2 separate regions of the Homo sapiens genome follow, and region 1 is linked to region 2. Evidence: read pairs that join two places in POLR2A ChIA-PET (ENCODE). Cell type or tissue: A673. All regions are shown on one strand. Links, peaks and the distances in the headings refer to the core of each region. The heading gives the core; the rest is flanking DNA. Region 1 overlaps IPO9 (importin 9). Region 2 overlaps CSRP1-AS1 (CSRP1 antisense RNA 1).

Region 1 (2,808 bases), core at 19-2,518, 330 kb before region 2:
TTTCAGAAGTGGGATTGTGGGTCAAGAGGTAAGTGCATTTGTGGAGCTACTGGGTGTGATCAAATTTTCCTTCAGAAGGATTGCACCAATTTGTACTCCTACCAGCAATACATAGGAGCATCTTTCCAGTCTTGCCAACAGAATGTGTTATCATATTTAAAATTTTTTGGCCAGGTGTGGTGGCTCACACCTACAACCCCAGCACTTTGGGAGGCTAAGGCAAGCAGATCACTTGAGCCCAGGAATTCAAGGCCAGCTTGGGCAACATGGTGAAACACCAAAATAGCTGGGCACGGTGGCTCATGCCTGTAGCCTCGGCTACTTGGGAGGCTGAGGTGGGAGGGTCACCTGAGCCCAGGAGGTTGAGGCTATAGTGAGGAGGGACTGTGCCACTGCACTCCAGCCTGGGCGACAGAGTGACACGCTGTCTCAAAAGTAAATAAAATAAATTTTTTTGTCAGCCTGACAGGTGATAAATGGTTAATTCAATGTTGTTTTAGATTATATTTCTCTAACCACAAGTGAGTTTAAACACTTTTTGTATGTCTGAGTGTTGTTTTGGTCCTTTGTTCCTCAATTTTTAAGAATTCTTTATATATTAAAGGTATTATCCTTTTGTCTGTAGTATACATTGTGGGGAAAAAAATTCCTCCCAGTTTGCCAGTTGTCTCTTGATTTTTTATGTGGTGTTTTTCCCATGTAAATTGTAAAAAAATTTTATGTAGTCAAATTTATCAATAAAATATTTTCTTTTATTGTCTCTGGATCTTGAGTCATATTTAGAATCCCTTTCCCTATGTCAAGTTTAAAGACAAAATCACCCATGTTTTCCTCTAGTACTTGTATGATTTAATTTTTTCTGTTTAGACTCCTAATCATTTTAGAGTTTATTTTTAAAAAATCTAGTGTGAGATATGGGTCTAATTCCAAATGGCTACACAGTCATAGCAGCACTTTTTTTTTTTTTTTTTTTTTTTTGAGATGGAGTCTTGCTCTGTCGCCCAGGCTGGAGTGCAGTGTCATGATCTCGGATCACTGCAAGCTCCGCCTCCCAGGTTCCCGCCATTCTCCTGCCTCAGCCTCCCGAGTAGTTGGGACTACAGGCACCAGCCTGGGCAACATGGTGAAACCCCGTCTCTACGAAAAATACAAAAATCAGCTGGGCGTGGTGGTGCGTGACTGAAGTCCCAGCTACTTGGGAGGCTGAGGCACGAGAATCACTTGGGCCTGGGAGGCAGATGTTGCAGTGAGCTGAGACTGAGCCACTGCACTCCAGCCTGGGTGACACAGCAAAATCTTGTCTCAAAAAGTTTCCTCTAGGCTGGGCGCAGTGGCTCACGCCTGTAATCCCAACACTTTGGGAGGACAAGGCAGGTGGATCACCTGAGGTTAGGAGTTCGAGACCAGCTTGGCCAACATGGTGAAACCCCATCTCTACTAAAAATACAAAAATTAGCCGGGCGTGGTGGCGGGCGCCTGTAGTCCCAGCTACTTGGGAGGCTGAGGCAGGAGAATCGCTTGAATCCAGGAGGCGGAGGTTGCAGTGAGCCAAGATCATGCCACTGCACTCCAGCCTGGGTGACACAGCAAGGCTCCATCTCAAAAAAAAAAAAAAAAGTTTCCTCTAATAGGTTCTTACACATTTCCTAAGCATTTACTTTTTTGTTGATACTGTAAATTGGTTTTGGTTTTTAAAAAACCATTACGTCCTCTAACCTTTTATGGTTTGTGTATGTGAAAGCTATTGATTTTTATATTTTATGTCCTGTTTTACTGAATTCTTAGATTCTTAATTCATTCTTATTATGCCTTTAAGCTGCAGTTTTTGATCCACTCCTATGGCACCTATTGTTTCACTCAGGAAAGTGGATTTTTTTTTTTGGCATGACCGCCACAGAAGAAGCCACATTCTTTCTGAAAGAGTTATTAAATGATTAAATCACAAGCAAACACTTGAAACTTGCACAATCCCCCTACAGATACTGCAATCCATTCTAATTCTTAGGATTAATTTGGTTAGTACAGACTCTGGTTAAATCTATAAAACCCATTTGTAGCAAGAGAAGAAACAACAGGTATCTACAACCCGAAGATATGGGAGTCAACTATCAGAACTGATTCTAAAACACAGATGAGTCAGATAATTCAGGAACATCTCTTGGATAGCAATGTTCCAGTTCAATGGAAAAAAGCACTCTAAAATGCACATGTGAAATCCATTTAAAGGAGAAAGACAACTAGTAAGGGCATCCACAATTCCTTTGAGTTCAGATACTTAGTGTGATAATGGATGATACTTAGACTTCATGGCTTCAAGTCTGCTTAGAATGTCACTGTCCACCCAGGATTGGCCTCCCTGGACATGGTGAACCAATTCTGGTGTGCCTTATGTAACTTCCTTCACAATAATCTACAAGCACATTCACAAATTATCTGGGACATAACAGCATTTCCTTTTTTTTTCTTTTGAGACAGAGTTGCACTCTTGTTGCCCAGACTGGAGTGCAATGGCGCAATCTCAGCTCACCGCAACCTCCACCTCCCGGGTTCAAGCGATCCTCCTGCCTCAGCCTCCCGAGTGGCTGGGATTACAGGCATGTGCCACCACGCCCAGCTAATTTTGTAGTTTGAGTAGAAATGTGGTTTCTCCATGTTGGTCAGGCTGGTCTCAAACTCCCAACCTCAAGTGATCCGCCCGCCTCAGCCTCCCAAAGTGCTGGGATTACAGGCATGAGCCCCCGTGCCTGGCCTAGTATTTTCTTTTAAGGCATGATTTAAATAATTTTTCCATAGGTCATTATGATTTGG
Region 2 (2,808 bases), core at 54-2,553:
CAGAACCTTGCCACTCACACATCAGGAAATGGAGTCTCTGTCCCCTTCTTTGAAACTGGGTGGGGCTTCGTGACTGTCTCAACTAGTGGAGCACAGGGGAAGATCTGCTATGGGCCTTGCGAAGCCAGTTTTCAAAAGGCAAGACAACTTTCTCCTGCTATCTCTTGGGATGCTTCTCCTTGCAACCAGCCACCATGCTGTGAGAGAGTCCAGGCCCCATGGAGAGACCACATGTAGGGGTTCTGGCTAACAGCCTCAGCTGAGGTCCCAGCTGACAGCCAGCATCAGCCTCCAGCCACAGGAGTAAGGGAGACTCAGTGAAGAATCCAGCCAGCTCTCATTTGACTGTAATCACAGGAGAGATCCCAGCAAGAACAATCGGCTGAGCTTGGGAAAACCCTAAAACCATGAGAGAGAAAAACAAATGACCGCTCTGTTACACTACCAAGTTTGGGGTGGTTTGTTGCAGAGCAATAGGTAACCAGAATGCTGTCCATCTCCATACATTATGAGCCTAACCACCCTTTATGGCCCAGCTCATTAGCCTGTCATCTCCCATGTAAGCCTTCTCTGATCCCCACAATGGAGTTCTCTCCCTGTCTGAACTCCCGGTGCTCTTCCTGTGCCAGTCTCCTCTCCCACATCTGGGTGCACACTTCAGCTCTCCCCTCCCTGTAAAGTCTCCATTCTCCATTCATATCTCTCGGCACCTAGCCCAGTGCTTGGCACATAGTGGGTGCTCAATACAGGCTTTCTCTGTCTGGATGCGTGAAGGATAGGGAAAGGGATCTTGGGGAGAGAACATCTACCAGTGGAGAAGAGAGGGTCCTGAGTTGCAAAACAGCTTCCAGGGCTTTCAAAGGCCTTTTTCACTGACTAGTGTCCTAGGACATTTTTGGCTTCTCTGCTAAGAATGTAGGATATGAGTTAGAGTCAAAAGGATTTATGAATAAGTATCAAGTTGTCAGAGGTGTTTGAGCTGGAGCAACTCCATCTTGTGTAGGGGATGTGTAAAATAAGGCTGAGACCTACTGGGCTGCATTCCCAGACGGTTAAGGCATTCTAAGTCACAGGATGAGATAGGAGGTCAGCACCAGATACACATCATAAAGACCTTGCTGATAAAACAGCTTGCAGTAAAGAAGGATGCCAAAACCCACCAAAACCAAGATGGCGACGAGAGTGACCTGTCCTCACTGCTACACTCCCACCAGTGCCATGACAGTTTACAAATGCCATGGGAACGTCAGGAAGTTACCTTATATGGTCTAAAAGGGGAGGCATGAATAATCCACCCCTTGTTTAGCACATAATCAAGAAATAAGCATAAACATGGGCAAAAAGCAGCCCTCAGGGCTGCTCCGTCTATGGAGTAGCCATTCTTTCATTCCTTTACTTTCCTAATAAACTTGCTTTCACTTTACTCTATGGACTTGCCCTGAATTCCTTCTTGCGTGAGATCCAAGAACCCTCTCTTGGGGTCTGGATTGGGACTTCCTGTAACAAAGGGCTCCTTGGAAAGAAAGGATTGTCCAAGCTGAGGGTTTTCTTAGGATTACAGTGTATGGCCACTTGGGGGAGCCGAGGTGCGGCGAGGTGTCTTTCACAAGTTCACCAGCAGGTGGCAAGCTTATTCGTGGTTTCTTGCAAACTATGGATTTATCCACGCACACATTCATAAAATACTGAGCACCTACTCCATGTAAGGCTCTGTGTGGCTACAAAGGAGGGTAAGCTACAATTCCTGCCCTCCAAGACCTTCCAGGTGAGTGAACTCAATGTTTCCTTAGCTTGTCTTTGGGTTGAAATAGTTCTTCAAAAGTCATCCAATCCTTTCTTCTGTCAGTGTAATTTAATATAATCGACCCTGATGGAGGAGAGGAGTCAAGAGTCTTGCCAAGGCCGGGTGCAGTGGCTGACGCCTGTAATCCCAGCACTTTGGGAGGCCGAAGTGCACGGATCACCTGAGGCCAGGAGTTTGAGACCAGCCTGGCCAACATGGTGAAACGCCGTGTTGCAGGGTTTCTACTAAAAATACAAAAATTAGCTGGGTGTGGTGGCGCATGCCTGTAGTCCCAGGCTGGGAGGCTGAGGCAGGAGAATCGCTTGACCCCAGGAGGTGGAGGTTGCAGTAAGCATAGATCGCCCCACTGCACTCCAGCCTGGGCAACAGACTGAAACTCCGTCTCAAAAAAAAAAAAAAAAAAAAAAAAGAGTTTTGCCGAAAGTCTGGTTATTTTCAGTCTACTTCACTGCTTTAAGTAGATTGGCCAGGTGATCATAGATAAGATCAGAGCAGTGAAGGTGGTGTGGCTAGGGACCAGGAGAACAGGGAGAAAGAGATTTTAAAGCAGGAGGAAAGCAAACTGATCAGTAGATTAGGAGCTGGCGTGATTGGAACTGGGCCTGTCAGAAAAGCCTCTCCTGAGCCTTCAGCCAGCTCCCTGTGGCCACACTTCCCTAGAGCCTGTCAGGCTCGGAACAGTGGAGCCATGCACAGCCAGCTGCCCGGGAGCTCCCTGCCGCCTGCTCCCGCCCTGAGTCCCCAGCTCCTCCTGCTTTCCCCTCCCCACACTTTGGCTGTGAGAGCCACTCCACAGTTTTGCCTGTTTGGGACAGAGGCAGTGGCTGCAGAGGGAGCAGGAGGGAAGTGACCTTACATCAATTTCAGGCCAAGGGGAGGGGAAGAGGAAGTGGTCATTTAAAAACCTATCTAGACTGTTTCACAGTGTTCTTAAGGACCCAACCCTGAGCCACCCCAGTGCATTTCTGAATATCACCTTTCAAGCTCCCCTGGAGCTTCACAGT

The links. Peaks named below come from ENCODE experiments on the same cell type or tissue, not always from the same donor. Only the 100,000 strongest peaks of a DNase experiment are listed, where the experiment ranks them.
Region 1: POLR2A ChIA-PET joins it to region 2 with 12 read pairs; 5 of 35 experiments call an interaction of 5 or more read pairs at or near these places.

Annotation. Positions count from the first base shown.
Region 1 is chr1:201,837,731-201,840,538 of GRCh38, reverse strand. All of the region lies in intron 1 of IPO9 (importin 9), which reads right to left. Among named protein-coding and RNA genes, the nearest start is that of IPO9-AS1, 9.6 kb to the right of the region's middle. RefSeq lists an enhancer at 1,144-1,438. In A673, for the core only: no CTCF peak of the experiment used is centred there; no DNase peak of the experiment used is centred there.
Region 2 is chr1:201,511,935-201,514,742 of GRCh38, reverse strand. The region is part of intron 1 of CSRP1-AS1 (CSRP1 antisense RNA 1); the gene reads right to left. The region is part of intron 1 of LOC124904484 (a long non-coding RNA gene); the gene reads left to right. Among named protein-coding and RNA genes, the nearest start is that of CSRP1-AS1, 6.1 kb to the right of the region's middle. RefSeq lists an enhancer at 2,318-2,527 and a silencer at 2,678-2,757. In A673, for the core only: a CTCF peak has its summit at 1,603 (motif pointing right); DNase peaks (open chromatin) are centred at 1,612 and 2,522; H3K27ac peaks cover 1,962 bases.